2 separate regions of the Homo sapiens genome follow, and region 2 is linked to region 1. A link is an interaction called in ENCODE POLR2A ChIA-PET data of the cell type or tissue named here. Cell type or tissue: B cell. All regions are shown on one strand. Links, peaks and the distances in the headings refer to the core of each region. The heading gives the core; the rest is flanking DNA. Region 1 holds the start of DYNC2I2 (dynein 2 intermediate chain 2). Region 2 holds the start of LOC124902340 (small nucleolar RNA U13).

Region 1 (9,267 bases), core at 1-8,000:
ACTCCAGCCTGGGCGACAGAGCGAGACTGTCTCAAAAAAAAAAAAAAAAAGCCTGAACGCGGTGGCTCACACCTGTAATCCCAGCACTTTGGGAGGCCGAGGAAGGAGGACAGCTTAAGCCCAGGAGTTGGAGACCAGCCAGGGCAACACATGGAGACCCCATCTCTACAAGATAATAAATAAATAAACAGCCAGCGTGGTGGCCCGCGCCTGAGGTCCCAGATACTCTGGATGCGCAGGTGGGAGGATCGCTCAGCACCGGGGGCTGAGGCTGCAGTGAGCCGAGATCGCACCACTGCACTCCAGCCTGGGCGACAGAGCGAGACCCTGTTCAAAAAAAAAAACACAAAACAAAACCAAAAAAAGTTGTTTGAAATGCTTAAAAACTACAGTTCACACAAAATCCTTCAAAACGTGGGATCCTTGGAGGTGTTTTGTTTTTCCACTTTTTGTTGTTAAAAAATGGGCCGAAAGTATCCTCTGGGTCAGTTTCTGTGGAATAAACTGTAAAGGCAAACGGTGGGACGCCCGAACCCGCCCGGCAGCCACGGTGGGACGCCCGAACCCGCCCGGCAGCCACGGTGGGACGCCCGAACCCGCCCGGCAGCCGCGCTGCGACCCCGCCTTCCCGCCCGCGTCGCTCCGCGCGGGGCCCGCGCCCTCACCGTCTCCCAGCGGATGCCCTGGACGGCCCTCCACTGCGAGGGCACGGACGCCACACCCAGGGTCTCGTCCTGCAGCGGCCCTGGCCGCCCCGGCCCCGGGCCGCTCGCAACCCCGACTGTCGCCAGCGCCGCAACACCAGCGCTTCCCGCCTGGCTGAGTGGCCCCGGCTGCGCGCGGGTTGCCATGGAGACGGTTCCGCCCTCTCGTGCGGACGCACTCAGGCGCGACCTCCGCCCCTACGCCGCCATGAGCGGAAAACGGGGAATGTGAGGCTGACGGCGCCATGTTTGAATTGGTCGCAGCGCCTCCTGCAAGACCTGGAAGAAAGAAAAGTAACGATTCTTCTCGGCCAGAGAGAGAAGCATGACCGGTTTTGCATACCCTGTCCCCAGAAAAAGCACTCTAAGAGTAGGCGCGCTACTCCTGGGCGAGGAAACTGCGGAAGTGAGGCATTGGTGCCAGGTTCAAAGATGGCGCTGAGCAGCCAAGCGCAGAAGCGAAGAGAGGGCGGCAGCCTGCGGCCGTGGCCGGCCCGCGAGGTCTGGGCCTGGGAGCGCAGATCTGGCTGAGCAGCTGATTCTTCCAGCAGATCCGAGAACCGCGCCACTCGAACAGGCTGTCACCTCGAAGCCAAGTGATCTCCCTTTAATCCTCAGTCTCTGTCTCAATAGAATGATGATGAAAAATATTCCTACGGAGATCCTAAATGTGGTTAAAAAGCTGGGAGGCCCAAATGAGGTCTTCTACAGAAACATGCTTATTAAATCGAAATTAAAAGCAAATAACTAAATAATGTGCCTACTGTGTGTCAGGCAAAGAGCCCAGAACGTCTCTTTCTTATTAAGTTCTCACCCTGAGGAAAGAATTGCTTTTTATACTATATTATGTCGTTCTGCCATTCCGCGCGCCCCACCGGAATTAAAAAAACTGGAGATTCTGACCTGAGGACTAAAAAATAAAAATAAAGAATAAACAAATAGGCCAGGTGCGGTGGCTCACACCTGTAATCCCGGTACTTTGAGAGGCCAAGGCAGGAGGATCGCTTGAAGCCAGGAGTTCGAAACCAGCCTGAGCAACATAGTGAGAGCCCGTCTCTACAAAAAAAATGTTTTAAAACTTAGCTGGGCATGGTGGCACGTGCCTGTAGTCCCACCTACTCGGCAGGCTGAGTGTAAAGATCCCTTGAGTCCAGTAGTTTGAGGCTGCAGTGAGCTATGATTACACCACTACACTACAGCCTGAGTGATAGAGCAAGACCCTATCTCTAAAAAAATAATAATAGGCCAGACGAGATGGCCAGCACTTTGGAAGGCCAAGGCAAGAGGATCACTTGAGCCCAGGAGTTTGAGACCTGCCTGGGCAACACAGCAAGACTCCCTCTCTACAAAAAAAAATTTTTTAATTGGCCAGGCATAGTGGCACACACCTGTAGTCCCAGCTGCTCCGGAGGCCAAGGTGAGAGGATCCCTGGAGTCAGGGAAATTGAGGCTGCAGAGAGCCCTGATTGAACCACGCTGTGCTTTAGCCTGGACAAGAGAGTGAGACCCTGTCTCAAAATAATAATAATAATAACAACAAAATAATAAAAAAATTCTAAAAAATGATCTGGGAAGGATAGATGCTACTTTTTTTTTTTTTTTTTAAGACAGAGTCTCACTCTGTCGCCCAAGGTGGAGTGCAGTGGCGTGATCTCGGCTCACAGCAACCTCCACCTCCCCAGTTCAAGCGATTCTCATGCCTCAGCCTCCCAAGCAGCTGGGATTACAGGCACATGCCACCACACTGGGCTAATTTTTGTATTTTTAGTAGAGAAGGGTTTCACCATGTTGGCCAAGCTGGTCTGGAACTCCTGATCTCAAATGATCTGCCCGCCTCAGCCTGCCAAAGTGCTGGGATTACAGGCGTGGGCCACTGCGCCCAGCCTGTTTGTTTTTTTTTGAGACAGAGTCTCGCTTTGTCGTCCAGGCTGGCGTGCAGTGGCACTATCTTGGCTCACAACAACCTCCACCTCCCAGGCTCAAGTGATTCTCCTGCCTCAGCCTCTCGAGTAGCTGGGATTACAGGCAACCGCCACCACGCCTGGCCAATTTTTTGTATTTTTAGTAGAGATGGGGTTTCACCGTGTTGGCCATGCTGCTTTGAAACTCCTGACCTCAGGTGAGCCACCTCACCTGACCTAATTTTTTTTTTTTTTTTTTTTTTTGAGACAGGGTCTGGCTGTGTCACCAGGCTGGAGTAGTGGTATGATCATGGCTCACTGCAGCCTCAACCTCTCCGGGCTCAGGCCATCCAACCACCTCAGCCTCCTAAGCAGCTGGGACTACAGGCATGCACTACCATCCCCAGCTAATTTTTGTGTTTTTGTAGAGATGGGGGCAGGGGTCTCCCCGTGTTGCCCAGGCTGGTCTCGAACTCCTGGGTTCAAGTGAACTGCTCACTTCTACCTCCCAAAGTGCTGGGAATACAGGCTAAGCCACTCCCCAGGCCAAAGCAGATGGTATTTGAAAACACAATTCAATCCCTTCAGGGCCCAAGATTCCGTCCCTGTACCCACCCTCTCTCCACCCCATGGCCTCTGCCTCCACCTGCTTCAAGCACACCCCTCAGGCCTCAGTTTACCACCACCTAGAAAGGCCCTTCCTCAAATGTAGACTGAAGAAAAAGGGACTTTTTAAAAACTCATTAAGGGGCCGGGCGCGGTGGCTCACAACTGGGAGGCCGAGGCGGGCGGATCACGAGGTCAGGAGATCGAGACCATCCTGGCTAACATGATGAAACCCCATCTCTACTAAAAAATACAAAAATTAGCCGGGCGTGGTGGCGGGCGCCTGTAGTCCCAACTACTCGGGAGGCTGAGCCAGGAGAATGGCATGAACCTGGGAGGTGGAGCTTGCGGTGAGCAGAGATCGCACCACTGCACTCCAGCCTGGGCGACAGAGGGAGACTCCGTCTCAAAAAAAAAAAAAAAAACACACACACAAACTCACTAAGGTCTGGTGTGGTGGCTCATGCCTAAGAGTTCGAGATCAGCCTGGGAAACATAGGGACACCTCGTCTCTAAGACAAAACCTATTTAAAAAATTAGGGCTGGGCGCAGTAGCTCACACCTGTAATCCCAGCACTTTTGGAGGCCGAGGCGGGTGGATCACCTGAGGTCAGGAGTTCGAGACCAGCCTGACCAACATGGTGAAACCCTGTCCTTACTAAAAATACAAAATTAGCGAGGCGTGGTGGCACATGCCTATAATTCCAGCTACTCCGGAGGCTGAGGCAGGAGAATCACTTGAACCTGGGAGGTGGAAGTGGCAGTGAGGCAAGATGGCGCCATTGCACTCCAGCCTGGGCAACAAGAGCAAGACTCTGTCTCAAAAAAAAAAAGTTAGCCAGGTGTAGTGGCATGCATCTATGGCCCAGTTACTCTGGAGGCTTAGTTGGGAGGATCGCTTGGGCCTGTGAGGTCAAGTGCAGTGAGCCATGATTGCGCCACTGTCTTCCAGCATGGGTGCCAGAGTGAGACCCTGTCAAAAAAAAAAAAAAAACCCTCAAAACTCATTATTATTATTATTTTTATTTTATTTTATTTTTGAGACGGAGTCTCGCTCTGTCGCCCAGGCTGGAGTGCAGTGGCACGATCTCGGCTCACTGCAACCTCCGCCTCCCGGGTTCACGCCGTTCTCCTGCCTCGGCCTCCCAAGTAGCTGGGACTACAGGCGCCCGCCACCACCCCCAGCTAAGTTTTTTTGTATTTTTAGTGGAGACAAGGTTTCACCGTGTTAGCCAGAATGGTCCCGATCTCCTGACCTTGTGATCTGCCCACCTCGGCCTCCCAAAGTGCTGGGATTACAGGCATGAGCCACTGTGCCCTGCCTATTATTTCTTTTTTTTTTTAAACAGTCTTGTTCTGTTGCCCAGAGTGGACTGCAGTGGTGTGATCTTGGCTCACTGCAACTGCTGCCTCCCGGGTTCAAGCGATTCTCCTGCCTCAGCCTTCAGAGTAGCGCATGCCACCACGCTCAACTAATTTTTTGTATGTTCAGTAGAGACAGGCTTTCACCATGTTAGCCAGGATGGTCTCGAGTTCCTGACCTCATGATCCGCCCACCTCAGCCTCCCAAAGTACTGGGATTATAGGCATGGGCCACCATGCCTGGCCTGACAAAGCTGTCTAATTTTATTTTTATTTTTTATTTATTTATTTATGTTTTTGAGATGGTGTCACGCTCTGTCATCCAGGCTCAAGTGTAGTGGCACAATCTCGGCTCATTGCAACCTTCACCTCTTGAGTTCAAGTGATTCTCTTGCCTCAGCCTCCCAAGTAGCTGGGACTACAGGCATGCACCACCACACCCGGCTAATTTTTGTATTTTTAGTAGAGACGGGGTTTCACCATATTGGCCAGGCTGGTCTCGAACTCCTGACCTCAGGATCTGCGCACCTCAGCCTCCCAAAGTGCTGGAATTACAGGCAAAAGCCACTGCGCCAGGTCAAAGCTGTTTTAATAATGAGGTTGTTGTGTTGAGCCGGCCGCAATGTTTCACGCCTGTAATCCCAGCAATTTGGGAGGCCAAGGCAGGTGGATCACCTGAGGTCAGGAGTTCCAGACCAGCCTGATGAACATGGTGAAACCCTGTCTCTACTAAAAATACAAAAATTAGCCAGATGTGGTGGTGCATGCCTGTAATCCCAGCTACTCCGGAGACCGAGGCAGGAGAATTGCTACCCCACTGCACTCCAGTCTGGGTAACAGAGTGAGACTCCATCTCAAAAAAAAAAAAAAAAAAACAAAAAGAAAAACCAGCCTGGCATGGTGGCTCACGCCTGTAATCCAGCAATTTGGGAGGCCGAGGTGGGCAGATCACCTGAGGTCAGGAGTTCAAGACCAGCCTGGCCAACATGGTGAAACCTTGTCTCTACAAAAATACAAAAATTATACGGGTGACATAGCGGGTGCCTGTTATCTCAGCTACTCGTGAGTCTGAGGCAGGAGAATCGCTTGAACCCAGGAAGTGGAGGTTGGAGTGAGCCGAGATTGAGCCGTTGCACTCCAGCCTGGGCAATAAGAGTGAAACTCTGTCTCAGAAAAAGACAAACCAAAAAATTAGCCGGGCGTGGTGTCAGGCACCTGTATTCCCAGCTACTTTGGAGGCTCCCATGCATCAGGTCCTAATAACAATCACACTTACTTGATCCTCAGGGGATGAATGTCTGAAAAAAAGCCGGCCGGGCTTGGTGGCTCATGCCTGTAATCCCAGCATTTTGGGAGGCCGAGGTAGGCGGATCACCTGAGGTCAGGAGTTGGAGACCAGCCTAGCCAACATGGTGAAACCCCGTCTCTACTAAAAATACAAAAATTAGCTGGGCGTGGTGGCAGGCGCCTGTAATCCCAGCTACTAGGGAGGCAGAGGCAGAAGAATCACTTGGACCTGGGAGGTGGAGGTTGCTGTGAGCCGAGATTGCACCCCTGCAATCCAGCCTGGCGACAGAGCGAGACTCCATCTCAAAAAAAAAAAAGAAACCCCATCTCTACTAAACATACAAAAAATTAGCTGGGCATGGTTGCATGTGCCTGTAGTCCCAGCTACTTTGGAGGCTGAGGCAGGAGAATCACTTGAACCTGGGAGGCGGAGGTTGCAGTGAGCCGAGATTGCGCCATTGCACTCCAGCCTGGGCAACAGCGCGAGACTCCGTCTTGGGGAAAAAAAAAAAGAGCCTGAAACCTGAAGGGGGCTCAATCAATGGTGGCCATAATGAAAGCGCCATCTGCCCATGCTCTTTGTGTTGAGAGGCTGGTGTGCCCTACAGATGGATACTGGACATAAAGCAGCAGGATATTCATAATTCCAAAACACAAGTGTTACAGTCTTGGGTGTTTTGTTTTGTTTTATTTGAGATGGAGTTTTGCTCTTGTTGCCCAGGCTGGAGTGCAATGGCGCGATCTCGGCTCACTGCAACCTACTTCCTGGGTTCAAGCAATTCTCCCTGCCTCAGCCTCCCGAGTAGCTGGGATTACAGGCACCCGCCACCATTCATGGCTAATTTATTTATTTATTTTTTTGCAGGCAGAGTCTCACTCTATCCCCCAGGCTGGAGTGTAGTGGCACGATCTTGGCTCACTGCAACCTTCACCTCCTAGGTTCAAGTGATCCTCCTGCTTCAGCCTACAGAGTAGCTGGGATTACAGACAACTGCCACCATGCTGGGCTAATTTTTGTAGGTTTCACCATGTTAGCCAGGCTGGTCTCGAGCTCCTGACCTCGGGTGATCCACCTGCCTTGGCCTCCCAAAGTGCTGGGACTACAGGAGTGAGCCACTGCACCCAGCCTTTTTTTTCTTTTGAGACGGAGTTTCTGCCTCACAGGTTCAAGCATTTCTCATGTCTCAGTCTCCTGAGTAGCTGGGACTACAGGCGTGGGCCACCACACCTGGCTAATTTTTGTATATTTGGTAGAGATGGGGTTTGGCCAGGCTGGTCTCAAACTCCTGACCTCAGGTGATCCGCCTGCCTCAGCCTCCCAAAGTGCTAGGATTACAGGCGTGAGCCACGGCGCCCGGCCCCAATTCATTCTTAATGATCCAGATTGAACCTCTCTGATCTCTGCCAGTGGATTATTTATTTATCTATCATGTTTTTTTTTCATTCTAGTAACTACAAATAGGAAACCAGAGGGGGAGCCCCAGGCTGGGACAAACAATGGCCACCCCCTCCTTGACATTACAGTGGAACAACGTGGCCCCTACATCCTTTATGGTCAATTCAGGCCCCACTCCTTCCTCTTCTTCTGCTGCAGTGTAGGGACCTCAAACTCCTCCTGCTTTGTTTCCTGTACCCCAAAGGGGATTGTCTGACCTAGTGCAGGGACTAGGGAAGGAGAGGAAGGAAGAAAAGTGAGTGTGAGCTCCATGGAGTGACAAAGACACAGGCTGGGCTGGGGACATTTTTGAGAATAAGCACCCCCGCAGATGGCCATACCTGCTACTGCCAGGACAGTGGAGGAGGGTGTGCTAGGATGAGATGGGGCTTGGGCTCCTTTTAATCTGCAAGTAGATGTATTTGTTCCATTTTCTGTAGCCCAATTAGGTTTTGTTCATATCTATTATAGTTTTTTTCTTTTTTTTTTTTTTTTTTTTTGAGACAGGGTATCACTCTTGTCACCCAAGCTGGAATGCAGTGGCACCATCATGGCACACTGCAGCCTCAACATCCAGTGCTCAAGTGATCTCCCAGCTCAGCCTCCCTAGTAGCTGGGACTACAGGTACACGCCATCATGCCCAGTTAATTTTTTGTATTTTTTGTAGAGAGTGGGTTTCACCCTGTGGCCAAGGCTGTCTTGACCTCCTGGGCTCAAGCGATTCGTCTGCCTCGGCCTTTCAAAAACCTGGAATTACAAGTGTGAGCTACTGCACCCAGGCTTTTTTTTTTTTTTTTTTTTTTGAGACGGAGTTTTGCTCTTCTTGCCCAGGCTGGAGTGCAATGGCGTGGTCTTGGCTCACCGCAAACTTCACCTCCCCGGTACAAGCGATTCTCCTGCCTCAGCCTCCCGAATAGCTGGGATTACAGGTGGCCGCCACCACACCTGGCTAATTTTTTTTTGTATTTTTAGTAAAAACAGGGTTTCACCATGTTAGCTAGGTTTGTCTTGAACCTCTAACCTCAGGTGATCAGCCTTCCAAAGTGCTGGGATTACAGGCGTGAGCCACCACGCCCAGCCTGTTTAGCATATCCTTCCCCGATGGTCACAATGCCTCCTCCCCACGTCCTTGATGTCTCTGTTCAAAAGCCAACTCATTAGGGAAATATTACCTTATTTTGTGTATTTTGTTCAAAGCACTGATTACAATCACTGCTGCCTCACATATATTAGACACTCTATAAGTATTGTTTAAATGAATGAATATGGTTCTGTGTAGGCAATTGTTCTAAATATGTCAATACCAGTATTTCATTTTTCTTTTTTTTTTTTAGACAGAGTCTTGCTCTGTCACCCACACTGGGGTGAAGTGTCGCGATCCTGGCTCACTTCAACCTCTGCCTTGTGGGTTCAAGCAATTCTCCAGTCTCAGCCTCCCAAGTAGCTCGCTTTACAGGTGCCTGCCACCACGCCCAACTAATTTTTGTATTATTAGTAGAGACAGGGTTTCACCATGTTGGCCAGGCTGGTCACGAACTCCTGACCTCAGGTGATCCACCCGCCTCAGCCTCCCAAAGTGCTGGGATTACAGGCGTGAGCCACCGTGCCCCACCAGTATTTCGTTTTTCAACATTATACATGCAGCACCAATTCTGTTGAAAAAAACGTTGGCCAGGTGAAGTAGCTCACACCTGTAATCCCAGCACTTTGGAAGGCCTAAGGGTGGAGGAGCACTTGAGCTCAGGAGTTCAAGACCAGCCTGGGCAACATAGCAAGATCCCATCTCTTTTTTAACAAAAATAAAAATAAAAACAAGAAAAATATAACACATAAACAGTTATTTGGGTAAAATTATAACTGTGAATTTTTTTTCTTTTTCTTTTTCTTTTTTTTTTTTTTGAGATAGAGTCTCGCTCTGTCACCCAGTCTGGAGTACATTGGCGCAATCTCGGCTAACTGAAAGCTCCACCT
Region 2 (16,553 bases), core at 5,684-13,683, 87 kb after region 1:
GGAGTGAGATTATGAACGATTCTTGTTTTCTTCTTCTTCTTTTTTTTTTGAGATGGAGTATCACTCTGTTGCCCAGGCTGGAGTGCAGTGGCGAGTTCTTGGCTCACTGCAACCTCTGCCTTCCAGGTTCAAGTGATTCTCCTGCCTCAGCCTCCCAAGTAGCTGGGATTACAGGTGCCCACCACCATGCCTGGCTAATTTTTGTATTTTTAGCAGAGATGGGGTTTCACTGTGTTGGCCAGGCTGGTTTCGAACTCCTGACCTCAGGTGATCCGCCTGCCTCAGCCTCCCAAAGTGCTGGGATTACAGGTGTGAGCCACTGTGCCCGGCCCTGTTTTGTTTTCTTGTTTTTTTTATTCATTTTTATTTTTATTTTTATTTATTTATTTTTGAGACGGAGTCTCGCTCTGTCGCCCAGGCTGGAGTGCAGTGGCGCGATCTTGGCTAACTGCAAGCTCCGCCTCCCAGGTTCACGCCATTCTCCTGCCTCAGCCTCCCGAGTAGCTGGGACTACAGGCGCATGCCACCACGCCCGGCTAATTTTTTGTATTTTTAGTAGAGGTGGGGTTTCACTGCGTTAGCCAAGATGGTCTCGATTTCCTGACCTCATGATCTGCCCGCCTCTGCCTCCCAAAGTGCTGGGATTACAGGTGTGAGCCACTGTGCCCGGCCCTGTTTTGTTTTCTTGTTTTTTTAATTTATTTTTATTTTTATTTTTATTTATTTATTTTTGAGACGGAGTCTCGCTCTGTCGCCCAGGCTGGAGTGCAGTGGCGCGATCTCGGCTAACTGCAAGCTCCGCCTCCCAGGTTCACACCATTCTCCTGCCTCAGCCTCCCGAGTAGCTGGGACTACAGGCGCATGCCACCACGCCCGGCTAATTTTTTGTATTTTTAGTAGAGGTGGGGTTTCACTGCGTTAGCCAAGATGGTCTCGATTTCCTGACCTCATGATCCGCCCGCCTCTGCCTCCCAAAGTGCTGGGATTACGGGTGTGAGCCACCGCGCCTGACCTTCTTCTTTTTTTTAAAGAAATGGTCTCATTCTGTCCCCTAGGCTGGAGTGCAGTAGCATGATGTTGGCTCACTACAGCCTCGACCTCCTGGGCTCAAGTGACCCTCCTGCCTCAGCCTCCCCAGTAGGTGGGACTACAGGTGTGCACCATCACACCCAGCTCATTTTTTTTTTTTTTTTTTTTTGAGATGGAGTCTTGGTCTGTTGCCCAGGCTGGAATGCAGTGGCGCCATCTCGGTTCACTGCAACCTCTGCCTCCTGGGTTCAAGCGATTCTCCTGCCTCAGCCTCCTGAGTAGCTGGGATTACAGGTATGTGCCACCACGCCAGGTTAATTTTTGTATTTTTAGTAGGGACGGGGTTTCACCATGTTGGGCAGGCTGGTCTTGAACTCCTGACCTCGTGATCTGCCCGCCTCAGCCTCCTAAAGTGCTATGATTACAGGCGTGAACCACTGCACCTGGCCTGATTTTTAAAATTTTTCGTAAAGAGGAAGTCTCACTATGTTGCCCAAGCTGGTCTTGAAATCTTGGGCTCAGCTGGACGCAGTGGCTCATGCCTGTAATCCCAGCACTTTGGGAGGCCGACGTGGGCGGATCACGAGGTCAGGAGATCGAAACTATCCTGGCTAACACGGTGAAAACTCGTCTCTACTAAAAATACAAAAAAATTAACCGGGCGTGGTGGCGGGTGCCTGTAATCCCAGCTACTCTGAGGCTGAGGCAGGAAAATGGCGTGAACCCAGGAGGCAGAGCTTGCAGTCAGCTGAGATTGCACCACTGCACTCCAGCCTGGGCGACAGAGCAAGACTCTGTCTCAAAAAAAAAAAAAAAAGAAAAGAAAGGAAATCTTGGGCTCAAGTGATCCTCCTGTCTCAGCTTCCCAAAGTGCTGGGATTATGGGCAAGAGCTACTGTGCCCGGCCCACCTGTATGGTTTTCTGTTGTGTGTCTATTTTCTCCCCACCCCTCCCCACAAATCAGTAGGTATTAGTGGTTTGCAAAGAGCAGGCTTTGGGTACATGCAGATGTTGGCATGTATGACAAATGCTCCAGGCTGCACGGATGAGATCGTGCCCTTATGTATGCTCTGTGCTGTGTGCGGCTACGTATCAATGAGTGAAAGCAGAACCCTACAGAAGACCAGAAGGAAGGTGGGAGCTCTGAGCAGACCTTAATGGTATGAGCATCCTGCCCAGCACTTACCCCATATTCCACACCGCATCCCCGCTCCCTGCCCTGCCCACACCTGTAATTGATGTTTCTCCGAGAGTTTATGTCCCAGCTCTGGATGGCAGCCCACATGCGTTCCTCCACCTCCTCACGCTGGGGCTCACAGACGCCCCAGGCCTCGGGTCCATCAAACATGATGTGGGAGAGGACGCCGCAGGCATTGTAGGAAACCTCGATCCCATCGGCCTTGCTCTCCAACAGGTTGCTGCCAGGAGAAAGACAGAAAAATGGAGTCCCACTCCCCCAGTTTCTCTTCAGATACCAGCGGCAGGACCCCAACTTAAAACCAGAAGCAAGAGGTGCTACTTATTTCTTTATCCCATATCGTCTATATACCCAGACTACTTCTAAAGGGATTTGAGGTCATTTAAGATATAATTACAGGCTGGGCGCAGTGGCTCACGCCTGTAATCCCAGCACTTTGGGAGGTCAAGGCAGGTGGATCACGAGGTCCGGAGATCGAGACCATCCTGGCTAACATGGTGAAACCCCATCTCTACTAAAAATACAAAAAAATTAGCTGGGCGTGGTGGCAGGCGCCTGTAGTCTCAGCTACTCGGGAGGCTGAGGCAGGAGAATGGCGTGAACCCGGGAGGCAGAGCTTGCAGTGAGCCTAGATTGTGCCACTGCACTTCAGCCTGGGTGACAGAGCAAGACTCCATCTCAAAAAAAAAAAAAAAGATATAATTACAAAAGGACCACTTACGAAGGATTGAATGAATAAGAAACCACATTATCGAGGGAAAATGACATTTATAGCAAACCTAGGCTAAGAGCAGTTGTGCAACTGAGCAAACGCTAGAGCTCTGAGCATTGTGGCAGCTAAGGCAAAAAGGGAAAGGATTAAAAATACCAACCTGAAGACGCTGATGAACTGGGAAGTCATTAGTTGAGGCCTCAGCTCCTTCACTTCTGCCACATTCCCCAAAAGTCCTAGCATATTCCTATGCAGTTCCTGCTTCTCTGGGAATTCCTGGGAAAAGGAGAGCCAATGGGCCGCATCAATTAGTACTTAATGACTTAGTATCTGGTATTGTTAACCAAAAAGCTTCATGGGCATCTGGCCATGCCAACTAGACAAAGAGGGGGCATATATGCTGCCCTCCTACCCTCCAATGCTCCTAGGTCAGTGCTGGGTACACACACTAAGGAATTAAAGGGGTGGGATTGCTTGCCACAAAGACAAAGGTTGATTAGAGATCTGACCTATGGGACAGACGTGGTTCTGTTCACCAAAGCTCAAAATACTAGTTTAAGGGACCCTCCTAGAAATTAAAGCAGGAAAACAGAGCATGTGTTTAAGGATGAACAGACCCGCTGTCCAGCTCGTAGCGTAGTGGGCTCTGGCCAGCTGTGGGCAGCCTGAGAACAACGGCCGAGGAGACAGGGAGGGGCTTTCCCTGGGAGTGGGGGCTCTCAGGAGGCCCCACCAGGCCATCTGGGTCTGGAGCTTCTGTCAGCAGCAAATCCTGGGTGGGTGGGCCTGAGTCTGTCCCCACTGCCCTTCTCCAGGAAGCATGGGTGAGGGGTGCTGCGGATTTGGTTGGTGGGGAGCCTAGGGACAGAAGAGGGGCCATGTGGGCAGCTGAGGCAGCTGCTGCTGCAGGAGGTGGACACTACCTTCAGGCAGTCCAGGAAGAGCTTCATGCCGTTGAAATTGAGGAACATCTCGCAGTTGTCAGGAGTTTCATCTGTGATGTTCCACAGGGCACTCCAGGAGAACTCCATGACCTGGTCACACTGTGAGGGCAGGGCAGGGCTCAGCCAAGGCTCCTGGTACCCGGGGAGGGGGGCCCCTGACAAAACACAGACCTCCCCCAGGGGCAGCCCAGGCCCCTTGCGAGGTGGGGAAAGGGTAGCGTGGCTTCGTGAAGACTTGACTTACTGTCTTGTCCAGCAGCTTCTTCTGAATCAGCTTCAGCATGGTCTGCAGGCAGGGACAAGAGTCTGCTAGAGTGCTGGGGCTGAAGAACTCCCACCCCCACGAACCCAAGATGGAGGGGAGGCTCAGCAACGCCATGGCTAGTTCAGGAGTCTTGACGAGATCAAGTCTCCCTATATTTGGGGGAGGCTATTTGAAGGCATCCACGCCTCAGCCCCTTGGTATTGGCATTAGCAGGCCCGGGTGCCGTTCCTGGCCCTCGGGTGACTCCCCTGTGACTTTGGGCACAGCCCTTCCCGCTGGGGCTTGAGCTTCGCTGCCATCAAATGAGACCAGAAGCTCTTGAGCTCCTTTGTCATTCTTTCCTTCCTTTCACCAGTGATATTTATCATCTCCCCACTGGCCTCCAGGGCCCATGCCAAGAAGTGCTGGGGACACAATGACGGAAGGACAGCATGGCATCTTTCCCTACAGAGCTTATGAAAGCAGGATGAGCGCAGGGACTGGGACAGGATGACAGCATGCTCTAGGTGGAAGAAATCTATGAGGGCATCAGCAACATTCAGCATTAAGAAATTCTTCCTTTGGTCTAGCCTAAATCCCTCATGCTTCAGCACACTCTCCCTCTCCGACTCCCAGCCCCAGGCCCTGCTCTGAGACTCTCGCTCAGGGTAGAGGGGTGGGGGAGAGCAGTGAGGCTCAGGAGGAAGGGGGCAGCGCCCCCCACACGTACCACGACAAAGCCCATCTTGCCCACGGCCTCCTTGTGGTCGTTGTCTACCTGGCAGACCAGGGCATTGCACAGGTGCACGGCGATCCGCTGGATAGACTCGTCCTGCCGCGTGGGGTTGAGGATGCTGAGCAGGAGCTCGTTGACCCGGCGGTACTGGAATTCCAGCTCCTCGGGGATGCTGAAGTTGCAGAGCGTCAGGCAGCAGTTCCGCTGCACCTGGGCCGGGACAGGACACAAGTGGGGCACATTCAGGGTCAGACTCAGGAGCAGGGCTCTAGGAACTATCTAGAGGTATGAGCTCATCCAGAGTTGTGGCAGTCCAGCCCGGTTTTCTGGAAGAGGAGGCTATACAAGTCTTCTCTAAAAAATGTTTTTTAAAAATGTGAAATATTCATACAGAAGAATGCATAAAACACAAATGTATAGTTTTATAAATGACATAAAGTGAACTCAATGTAACCACCACCTGGGTCAAGAAACAGAACACTGTCAGCACCCCGAAGTCCCCACTGTCCCTTCCTGATCATAAGACCCTTAGCCCTTCGACCCCCCTAGAGAGAACCACTACAATATCTCTGCTTTTCTTTTTCTTTCTTTTTTTTTTTTGAGATGGAGTGCTGCTCTGTCGCCCAGGCTGGAGTGCAGTGGACCTATCTCGGCTCACTGCAACCTTCACCTCCCTGGTTCAAACAATTCTCCTGCCTCAGCCTCCTGAGTAGCTGGGATTACAGGCGTGCCACCATGCCCGGCTAATTTTTGTATTTTTAGTAGAGATGGGGTTTCCCCATGTTGGCCAGGCTGGTCTTGTACTCCTAGCCTCAAGTGATCTGCCTGCCTTGGCCTCCCAAAGTGTTGGGATTACAGGTGTGAGCCACTGCGCCCAGCCTTCTTTTATTTATTTATTTTTTTTGAGACAGGGTCTTGCTCTGCTACTCAGGCTGGAGCACAGTGGCACCATCATGGCTCACTGCAGCATCAACCTCTGGGGCTCAAGTGATCCTCCCTCCTCAGCATCCTGAGTAGCTGGTACTACAGCTGTGTGCCACCATATGCGCAGCTATTTTGTTTTTTGTAGAGATGGGGTCTCACTATGTTGTCCAGGCTGGCCTCTACTTCCTGGGTTCAAGAGATCCTCCTACCTCAGCCTCCCAGAGTTCTGGGATTCTAGGCATGAGCAACTGCACCTGGCCCCTGCTTTCTTTAATTTTATTTAGTTTTTGAGACAGGGTCTCACTCTGTCACCCAGGCTGGAGTGTGGAGGCACAATGTCAGCTCACTGCAACCTCCCCCTCCCGGGCTCAAGTGATCCTCCCACCTCAGCCTCCCTAGTAGCTGGGATTACAGGCGCCTCCAATGGCCCCTGCTTTTTTTTTTTTTTTTTTTTTTTGAGATGGAGTCTCACTCTGTCGCCCAGGGTGGAGTGCAGTGGCGTGATCTCAGCTCACTGCAACCCCTGCCTGTGGCGTTCAAGCAATTTTCTACCTCAGCCTCCTGAGTAGCTAGGATTACAGGCAACTGCCACCACGCCCAGCTAATTTTTTGTATTTTTAGTAGAGATGGGGTTTCACCGTCTTGGCCAGGATGGTCTTGAACTTCTGACCTCGTGATCCACCCACCTCGGCCTCCCAAAGTGCTGGGATTACAGGCATGAGCCACTGTGCCCAGCATTTTGTTTTGAGATGGAGTCTCGCTCTGTTGCCAAGCTGGAGTCCAGTGGTGCAATCTTGCAGTGGCTCACTGCAACCTCTGCCTCGCGGGTCCAAGCGATTCTCCTGCCTCAGCCTCCCAAGTAGCTGGGATTATAGGTGCGTGCTACCATGCCCAGCTAATTTTTTTGTATTTTTAGTAGAGACAGGGTTTTACCATGTTGGCCAAGATGGTCTTGATCTCATGATCCACCAGCCTCAGCCTCCCAAAGTGCTGGGATTACAGATGTGAGCCACCGTGCAGGGCCTTTTTTTTTTTTTGGATGGAGTTTCACTCTTGTTGCCAAGGCTGGAATGCAATGGCGTGATCTCAGCTCACTGCAACCTCTGCCTCCCAGGTTCAAGTGATTCTTCTGCCTCAGCCTCCCAAGTAGCTGCGATTACAGGCTCCAGCCACCATGCCTGGCTAATTTTTGTATTTTTAGTAGAGACAGGGTTTCGTCATGTTGGCCAGGCTGGTCTGGAACTCCTGACCTCAGGTGATCCACCTGCCTCAGCCTCCCAAAGTGCTGGGATTACAGGCATGAGCCACCATGCCTGGCTGGCCCCCGCTTTTTATAGAGATATTCTATAGGTTTGCAAGATTAACTGTTGTTATACGTAGCTGAAATGCATTCATTTTTCATTACAGTATAGTATTCCATCATGACACCCCAATTTTTTCATCCATTCTACTGCTGATGGATGTCTGGGTGACTCTAAGAGTTGGCTACTGTGAGCCATGTATTATACCTGCATCCTGGTGACCATAAGCATGGGTTTCTTTAGGGCACACATGCCTGGTATGACTTCTGGGTCACAAGATGTACATGTCTTCAACCTTTTTAGGTAACACTAGACTGTTTTCCGCAGTGGCTTTAGCAGTTTACACTCCTACCAGCAGTGTAGGAGCTCTCCAGTTGCTCTACATCCTCAGTTTTCTTTGTACTGTCTGCAGGTTTATTTGCTTATTGATTTGTTTGGGTTTTTTTTTTTTTTTTTTTGAGACAGTGTCTGATTCTGTTGCCCAGGCTGGACCATAGCTCATTGCAGCCTCAAAATCCTGGGCTGAAGCAATCCTCCTACTTCAGCCTCCTGAGTAGCTGGGACTACAGGCGCACATCACCACATCTGGCCAATTAAAAAAAAATTTTTTTTTTGAGATGGAGTCTCATTTACTCTTATCACCCAGGCTGGAGTGCAGTGGCATGATCCTGGCTCGCTGCAACCACCTTCCAGTGCAAGCGATTCTCCCGTCTCAGCCTCCCAAGTAGCTGGGATTACAGGCACCCACCATCATGCCTGGCTAATTTTTGTATTTTAGTAGAGACAGGGTTTCACCATGTTGGCCAGGCTGGTCTTGAACTCCTGACCTCAGATGATCCACCCGCCTCAGCCTCCCAAAGTGCTGGGATTATAGGTGTGAGCCACCTTGCCTGGCCTTTTATTTATTTTTAAGACGCGGTCTCTCTGTTGCCCAGCCTGGAGTACAGTGGTGCCATCATAGCTCACTGCAGCCTCGAACTCCTGGGCTCAAGAAATTTTTCACACCTCAGCTTCCAAGGTGGCTGGGATTTCTGGGTATGTGCCATCACACCCCGCCTTTTTTTCAGTTTAAATTTTATTTTATTTATTTATTTTTTGAGACAGAGTCTCACTTTGTCACCCAGGCTGGAGTGCACTGGCACCATCTTGGTTCACTGCAACCTCTACCTTCTGGGTTCAAGCAATCCTCCTGCCTCAGCCTCCCTAGTAGCTGGGATTACAGGCACACACCACCACGCCCGGCTAATTTTTGTATTTTTGGTAGAGATGGAGTTTCGCCATGTTGGCCAGGATGGTCCAGAACTCCTTGCCTCAAGTGATCCATCTGCCTCAGCCTCCCAAAGTGTGAGGATTACAGGCATGAGCCACTGTGCCCGGCCTTTTTCAAAAAAATTTTACAAGTGAGGATATATCTTTTTCCTCTAAGAACAGTTCTAATTGCAGAATGGCTAGGTCAAAAGATAGATGCATTTAGAATTTTGGCAGGTTCTGCTGGTTGCCCTTCACAAAGGTTGCACGATTCATCCCTTACCAGTAGACAGGGTGTGAGGGTGCTCTTCCCTATCTTTGCAACACTGGGTATCACCAAGCTCTTGAGATGAAATGTGACTTCCTCTTATTTTGATTTCCATTTCTGTGACAGATTTATTAATTCATTTGGGAGTCTCCAACTAGTCTTCTTTTTCTCTCTTCTTTTCCTTTTTTTTTTTTTTTTTTTTAAGACAGGGTCTCCTCTGTTGCCCAGGCTAGAGTGCAGTGGTAGAATCTTAGTTCACTGACTGCAGCCTCCACTTCCCAGGCTCAAGCAATCATCCCACCTCGGCCTCCGAGTAGCTGGGGCTACAGACGCATAGCACCACACCCAGCTAATTAAAAAAAAATTTTTTTTTTTTGAGACAGAGTTTCACTCTCGTCACCCAGGTTGGAGTGCAATGGTACCATCTCGGCTCACTGCAACCTCTGCCTCCTGGGTTCAAGAGATTCTCCTGCCTCAGCCTCCTGAGTAGCTGGGATTACAGGTGCCCACCGGCACACTCAGCTAATTTTTGTATTTTAAGTAGAGACCGGGTTTCACCATGTTGGCCAGGCTGGTCTTGAATTCCTGACCTCAGGTGATCCACCCACCTTGGCCTCCCAAAGTGCTGGGATTATAGGCATGAGCCACTGCGCCGGCCTAAAAAAATTTTTTTGTAGAGAAGGGGCAGGTGGGCAGGTCACTTGAGGCTAGGAGGAGTTCCAGACCAGCCTGGCCAACATGGTGAAATCTTGTCTCTATTAAAAATACAAAAATTAGCCAGGCGTGGTGGCATGCTCCTGTAGTCCCAGCTACTCAGGACACTGAGGCAGGAGAATCGCTTGAACCTGGGAGGTAGAGGTTGTAGTGAGCCGAGATCACACCACTACACTCCAGCCTGAGCAACAGAGACTCTGTCTCAAAAAAAAAGAAAAGAAAAAATATACACACACACATACTGCCCCTGAAATTCTACAACTCTACTTACAGAAATGTATTATAAGGATAACTAATTAAGTATAATTAACAAAGCATTGCTTGAGAGAGCAAAAGATGAAACAGCAACCTAAATTATTTGGCCCTGGGGGCTGTTTCACACACTGGGCAGAGCCTTGACCTTGGCCACTCCCTCCAAGCTCCAGCAGAGTCCTCCACACAGTGGCCTCTCCCTGGATGAGGACACTGAACATATGCTGGTGTCAGCAGTCATGAAAGTGAGCCTTAACACCAGCTGCATCTAGAGGAGGAGAGGTGAGATTGTAAGTGGCTTTCGCTCTATTTAATACATTCTTGTATCACTTGAATTTTTTCATCTTTTAAGCATTTAGGTATCTTTTTTTTGTTTTTGGTTTTGTTTTGACACAGAGTCTTGCTTCGTCACCCAGACTGGAGTGCAGTGGCACGATCTCAGCTCACTGAAATCTCCACCTCCCGAGTTTAAGCAATTCTCCTGCCTTAGCCTCCGGAGTGGAGTAGCTGGGACTACAGGCACCCGCCAGTATGCCCGGCTAATTTTTGTAGTTTTAGTAGAGATAGGGTTTCACCATGTTGGCCAGGCTGGTCTGGAACTCCTGATCTTAAGTGATCTGCCTTCCTCGGCCCTCCAAAGTGCTGAGATTACAGGTGAGGGCCACCACACCTGGCTTAAGCATTAGATATCTTTTGTAATCAGAAAAGAAACATTATTAAACAATTTTTGGGCCTAGTGCAATGGCTCATGCTTATAATCCCAGCACTTTGGGAAACCAAGGCAGGAGGATCACTTGAGCTAGGGGATAGCAAGGGCAACACAGCGAGACCCCGTCACCACATACACACAGACACACACAAATACAAATTAGCTGACTGTGGGCCGGGCATGGTGGCTCATGCCTATAATCCCAGCACTTTGGGAGGCCGACGCAGGCGGATCATGAGGTCAGGAGATTGAGACCATCCTGGCTAACACAGTGAAACCCCGTCTCCACTAAAAATACAAAAACTTAGCGTGGCAGGGTGGCGGGCGCCTGTAGTCCCAGCTACTCGGGAGGCTGAGGCAGAATAGCGTGAACCTGGGAGGTGGAGCTTGCAGTGAGCCGAGATCGTGCCACTTAACTCCAGCCTGGGTGACAGAGCGAGACTCTGTCTCAAAAAAAAAAAAAAAAAAATTAGTTGGGTGTGGTGGTACATGCCTTGTTGTCCCAGCTACTGGGGAGGCTGAGTTGGGAGGCTTGCTTGAGCCTGAGAGGTGGAGGCCACAGTGAGCTGTGATCATGCCGCTATACTCCAGCCTTGGCAACAAAGTGAGACCCTGTGTATTTGTTTTTGTTTTTCTTTGTGACAGAGTCTCCCTCTGTCACCCAGGCTGGAGTTCGGTGGCTTGATCTCAGCTCACTGCAACCTCTACCTCCTGGGTTCCAGCAATTCTCCTGCCTCAGCCTCCCAGGTAGCTGGGACTACAGGCGCCTGCCACCATGCCCAGCTAATTTGTGTATTTTTAGTAGAGACAGGGTTTCACCACGTTGGCCAGGCTGGTCTCGAACTCCTGACTTCAGGTGATCCGCCTGCCTCAGCCTCCCAAAGTGCTGGGATTACAGGTGTGAGCCACCGTGGCCAGCTAATTTTTGTATTTTTTAGTAGAGATGGGGTTTCGCCATGTTGGCCAGGCTGGTCTCAAACTCCTGACCTCATGATCTGCCTGCCTCAGCCTCCCAAAGTGCTGGGATTACAGGCGTGAGCCACCACGCCCAGCCTGAGACCCTGTCTTAATTAAAATATATATATATATATTGTGGCTGAGCACGGTGGCTCACGCCTGTAATCCCAGCACTTTGGGAGGCCGAGGCAGGTGGATCACCTGAGCTCAGGAGTTCGAGACCAGCCTGGCCAACATGGCGAAACCCTGTCTCTACTAAAAATACAAATATTAGCCTGGCATGGTGGCACGTGCCTGTAGTCCCAGCCACTAGGGGGGCTGAGGCAGGAGGATCACTTGAACTCAGGAGGCAGAGATTGCAGTGAGCCAAGATTGTGCACTGCACTCCAGCCTGGGCGACAGAGTAAGACTCCATCTCGAAAAAATAAATAAATAAAAATTATTGTTTGATCCTTTCGTAGTTTATAAGAGTGATGATTAGGTCTTCATGCTCATGTGTGAAATGTGCCTCCCTCAAACCATGTTAGGACGTTGGCATATTGCCCATCTGAAATGAAAAAAAGTTTTTGTTATATAAATATGTTGGCTGGGTGTGGTGGCACATGCTTGTAATCCCAGCACTTTGGGAGGCTGAGGCAGGTGGATCACCTGAGGTCAGGAGTTCAACACCAGACTGACCAACATGGCAAAACCCCGTCTCTACTAAAAATACATAAATTAGGCAGGTGTGGTGGCATGCACCTGTAGTCCCAGCTACTTGGGAGGCTGAGGCAGGAGAATCACTTGAACCCGCCACTGCTCTCCAGCTTGGGCAACAGAGCAAGACTCCATCTGAAAAAAAAATTTGTTGGCTGGCCAGGCGCAGTGGCTCACATCTGTAATCCCAGCACTTTGGGAGGCTGAGGCAGGTGGATCACCTGAGGTCAGGAGTTCGAGACCAGCCTGACCAATATGGTAAAATCCCATCTTTACTAAAAATACAAAATTAGCCGGGCATGGTGGCGCATGCCTGTAATCCCAGCTACTCGGGAGGCTGAGACAGGAGAATCACTTGAACCCGGGAGGTGGAAGTTGCAGTGACCCGAGATTGTGCCATTGCACTCCAGCCTGGGCAATAAGAGTGAAACTCCATCTCAAAAAAGAAAAAAATTGTTGGCGGATAAGGGAGATGTTCATATTCATGTGACAACACAGTTGAAGTAAAAATCCACCATATACAAACAGTATGCAGTTTGTGTATCCCATTTACAAAATATGTGTGCATAGGCTAAAATTCACAATTGATATCCCATGTTAATGGTGCCTGTCTCTGGGTAGTGGGTTTATGGGTGATTTTTATTTTCTGTATATCTGTAATTATAACTTTTCTATAATAAAGGCTTTTATTACTTTTATATTAAAAGCAGCTGTTGGTAAGAAATCCCCCAGCAGAGTGTATGGGCAGAAGGGCTGAGGAGACGGCACAGGCAGGGAGAAGGGCAGGGTCCCTGGGCCCCCACCCCCACATGGGGCAGGGAGGAGGATGGAGGGCAGCCAGGAGTGATGGACTGTGGGAAGGGCCAGGTCCCAAGAGTCAGGGAGTGCTGCTGTGGGAAAGGGAGCTGGGACAGATGCAGCCCAGAGCCGGGGGAGCCCTAGCGGGACGCAAGAAGCAGGAAAGGGGTGGCTGGGCCAGAGCATGCGGGGCCGTGGCGGGTGGGGGCTCACCGTCACCTCCTGGTAGGATTCCATGCCATTCAGCACCACCTGGATAACCTGCCGGCGCAGCTTCACACTCTGCTCTGAGCGGTACTCGGAATTTGTTAGGTAGAAGAGAGCGGCGCTGCCTGTCACTTGAATGTTCCTGTCATATTTGTGGCACTTGAGGGCCGTGATGACCAGCTGTATGAAGACAAGGGGGACCTGGGCTGGCAAGTGCAGGGAGAGGCCTGGGCTCTGCAAGGGGCTGGAACAGGCTCTCTGGGGCAAGGTTTAGCCTGGTCTTGCTCTCTAAAGGCAGAAGTGGGGCCTGGGGAGCAGACACCAGGGTGGGGACCAAACAAGGCCAGTGCTGAAGCAAGTCAAGTGCTGTGAGGCCCAGGCTGGGGTTCGGGTCCTGGGGCCCTGGGGACAGGGTGCAGAAGGACACAGGCTCTGGGGACACGGCTCAGCCAAGCCCGGCAACCTCCAGGTGGGGAGGGACAGGAGGCCAAGGCCCCAGGCTTGGAGCTGACCTTCAGGGCCCGCAGCAGCTGGTTGCAACGCTCGATGCGGGCGATGTCAAAAAGCAAGTTGATGGCCCGCGAGGTGATCTCAGGCCGGTGCTCCGTGTAGGCCTCGATGGCATTCAGCACCTGCTCTTCGTTTTTGTCACCACTTACCTGCGGGTGGGACACGCTCAGAACAACCCAGCAGAGGCCAAGGGCTGGGATGCCAGATCCCAGCTCAGTCTCCAGCCCCAGAATCCAGCTCCTTCTCTCTCCCAAGGCTCCCTGGCCCAGACCCATCCCACTTCCACTGCTCACTTTGTAGGCTGGAATGTGCGTGAGGCGGCACAGAGAGTTCTCAAAGAGCCCGAGGAACTGCAGCGGCCTCTTCAGAGCCCGGAAAGGTATGATGCTGCTCTTGGAAGGCTCAATGCTGGGGAAAGAGGGTGCCGGTGTCAGTGGCTTGGGACCCAGGCCTGAGCTGGGCCTCCCCACTGGGGGTGGTGAGGCATTTCCTTGCTTTCTCTTCTAGGCCCTCCAACCTCATCCCCTACTCCTTTTGTTTTTAATGGTAGGGGACATAAGCACCACCTCCTGATGGAAGCATGGCAAAGCCACATAGTAGGGGAACACATAGGATGGGCAATGCAGCCACCTTTAGAAACCACCTGCCATTCTAGTAAGGACATGGCACCTTTAGGTCTCACCAACAATCACAAAGGGACAAGCTCAACTGAACACCATTAAAGCAGGCTGGGGCCAGGGCTTATGGGTGGCCAGTTACAGCTGGTAGGGTTTGGTCAAACTTCTCAACCAACCAATCCAAGAACCGACCTATGTCCAGCAATACTCCATAGGTGGCAGACACTGCCAGCCTTGCCTCTTCCCCCCATGGCACTGTGCTCTGGTCAGGCTGAGTGTTGGGTAGTTCCCCTGTCGCTCCTCATGCTCTCACCTACTGGCCTTTGCAGGTGCTGTTCCCTCTGCTAGAACACGCTTCCTCTGGCAGAGGCAGAATGAGCTTTCAGGACAGCCAGGATGCGTCCCTCCTCCTCCTTCCTTCCTGATCCTCAGGCCACACCGGGGCCCTGGATTGCCCCTACCATAGCCCTTGTAATGACTTGATTGTCCCCACCAGCTCACACAGCCTCCAAGAGGGCAGGACCTGATTTGTTTCTTTATCTCTAGCACCCAGCACAGCACTTGGCAGAGGGGTACTTGGCAAATACTTTCTTTTTTTTTTTTTTTGAGACAAAGTCCCACTTTGTTGCCTAGGCTGGAGTGCAGTGGCGCGATCTCAGCTCACTGCAGGCTCCGCCTCCCGGCTTCAATTCTCATACCTTAGCCTCCCAAGTAGCTGGGACTACAGGTGTCTGCCACCATGTCCAGCTAAATTTTGTATTTTTAGTAGAAATGGGGTTTCACCATGTTGGCCAGGCTGGTCTCTAACTCCTGGCCTCAAGTGATCCGCCCATCTTGGCTTCCCAAAGTGCTGGGATTACAGGCGTGAGCCACTGCGCCAGCCTAAATGCCTGTTGAATGACACCCTACCAGTAGCCATGGAGGCTGGGGCCCCACCTGGTCTGCCCCGCTTCCTCTTCCATCTTGGAGATGCTGCAGTTCTCTAGGATCATGTGGCCAGAGATGTCCAGGGACATTAGGTTCCCCAGCTTCTGCACAAAGAGGCTCAGCACCTCCCGAGTCAGCTTGAACTTGTAGTAGCTGGAGAGGCGGTCTCGGGAGATGTCCAGGTGTCTGAAGATTGGGGTAGGGGGTGCAGGTTAGGAGCTGGGTACAGGGTGGGGCTGCCTTGCAGATCCCAGCTCCTTTAGTCTGTAGCAGGGGAGGGCCCATTCCTGCCACAACTTCCCCAGGGCATTCTGGGAAGAAACCCCAAACAGCCCCAATCCAGCTGAAACACTGGGTTTAAGGAATGGGACTGTGTCTTCATCCCCACCCTCTGCCTAGCCAAGCGCTCCTGAACCCTGAGGGCGTGACAACACCCACCTCTACTCCTCCCCACCTGCCCCCCAAACCCCACCCTGGTGAGCTCTGGGCCAGGAGCTCACCGCAGCTTGTGCAGCTGCACGATGACCCGGATGTGGTCGTCGGACAGGTCCATGTTGTAGAGGACGAGGGACACCAGGCTGTCTTTCCACTGGGTGAGGAAGGCGGCGTCGCTCGTCTGAATGCCTGAGAGGTCCAAGGCAGCCAGGGAGTTAAGCGGCCGCAGCAGGGACTCCACAGGGACCCAATCAATCATGCGGCCCAAGTTGAGGAAGCGGAGGCGGCTGAAGCCCTCGAAGGTGAAATCCTTAACCAGCACCTGGCAGGTGGGGTTGACGAGGTACTCATCTTCACAGCCCCCTGGGTTCTCCTCCTCATAGAAAATGTTTGTACAGCCGAAGAGGCTCAAGGACACCAGGGTGTGGCTGAAGCTCCTCAGTGTCTGCAGGCTCTTGGCGGACAGCTTCTCGCAGTTAGTCAGGTACAGCTCCACCAGGTCCTGGGAGTGGGCACAGCTCCATCATCATCACCACCCTTGCCCCTTCCCCCGGCCCCAGGCCTTGCCCTGGGCTACAGGTGGGTTGGAAAGGGGGATGTGCACAGTCACGGTGCACACTGGCTGGGCTGGGGATGGCTGGGCTGGAGGCGAGCAGCCTGGCCCCTGCTTGGTGTGGGCCCTCCTGGCGCTGTGGCGGGGCAGGTCTCACCTGCTTGCGGATGGCCTCCAGGTCCTGGTCCTGCACCAGGTCCTCACGGAGGTGGATCCGCGTGAGGCGGGTGCTGCGGGGGTCCGAAAAGAGGCTGAAGAAGCTCTCGTGTGGCTCGAAGTTACAGGCAGCGTTCACCAGCTCCACATACCTGGGAGAGAAAAAAGCCTGGCTCAGGAGAGGGCCACAGGGACTCTCATCCTCGCTTCAAAGCCAAGCCCTCCTCCCCCTGAAGCTTTCTTGGATCACCCCAAGTAGCAACCTCCTTCTCCTAAGAGTATCTGGTCAGATCCTGACTAAACTACCAGTAAGATTAAGGGTGCCCAGGAACCAGGAATCTAAAGGCAGCTCTCTGGGAGACCTTCTAGGTGATGCAGGCGCCATCTCTCCCAGTGCACATGCCTGTCACACAGCCT

What was found. ChIA-PET counts read pairs that join two places held together with the same protein. Peaks named below come from ENCODE experiments on the same cell type or tissue, not always from the same donor. Only the 100,000 strongest peaks of a DNase experiment are listed, where the experiment ranks them.
Region 2: POLR2A ChIA-PET joins it to region 1 with 7 read pairs; 4 of 35 experiments call an interaction of 5 or more read pairs at or near these places.

The regions. Positions count from the first base shown.
Region 1 is chr9:128,655,876-128,665,142 of GRCh38, forward strand. It overlaps DYNC2I2 (dynein 2 intermediate chain 2), which reads right to left and starts at 972. Exons shown (of 9, transcript NM_052844.4): 1 at 666-972. The coding sequence starts at 851. It also overlaps the pseudogene HMGA1P4. RefSeq lists enhancers at 384-1,028, 1,002-1,211, 1,029-1,672 and a silencer at 492-821. In B cell, for the core only: no CTCF peak of the experiment used is centred there; DNase peaks (open chromatin) are centred at 246 and 1,016; H3K4me3 peaks cover 1,648 bases; H3K27ac peaks cover 1,539 bases.
Region 2 is chr9:128,737,672-128,754,224 of GRCh38, forward strand. ZER1 (zyg-11 related cell cycle regulator) reads right to left here. Exons shown (of 16, transcript NM_006336.4): 3 at 16,138-16,288; 4 at 15,493-15,929; 5 at 15,002-15,178; 6 at 13,742-13,856; 7 at 13,451-13,597; 8 at 12,945-13,118; 9 at 4,859-5,074; 10 at 4,129-4,170; 11 at 3,864-3,983; 12 at 3,101-3,216; 13 at 2,260-2,448. LOC124902340 (small nucleolar RNA U13) reads left to right here and starts at 11,687; the gene lies at 11,687-11,790. In B cell, for the core only: no CTCF peak of the experiment used is centred there; no DNase peak of the experiment used is centred there.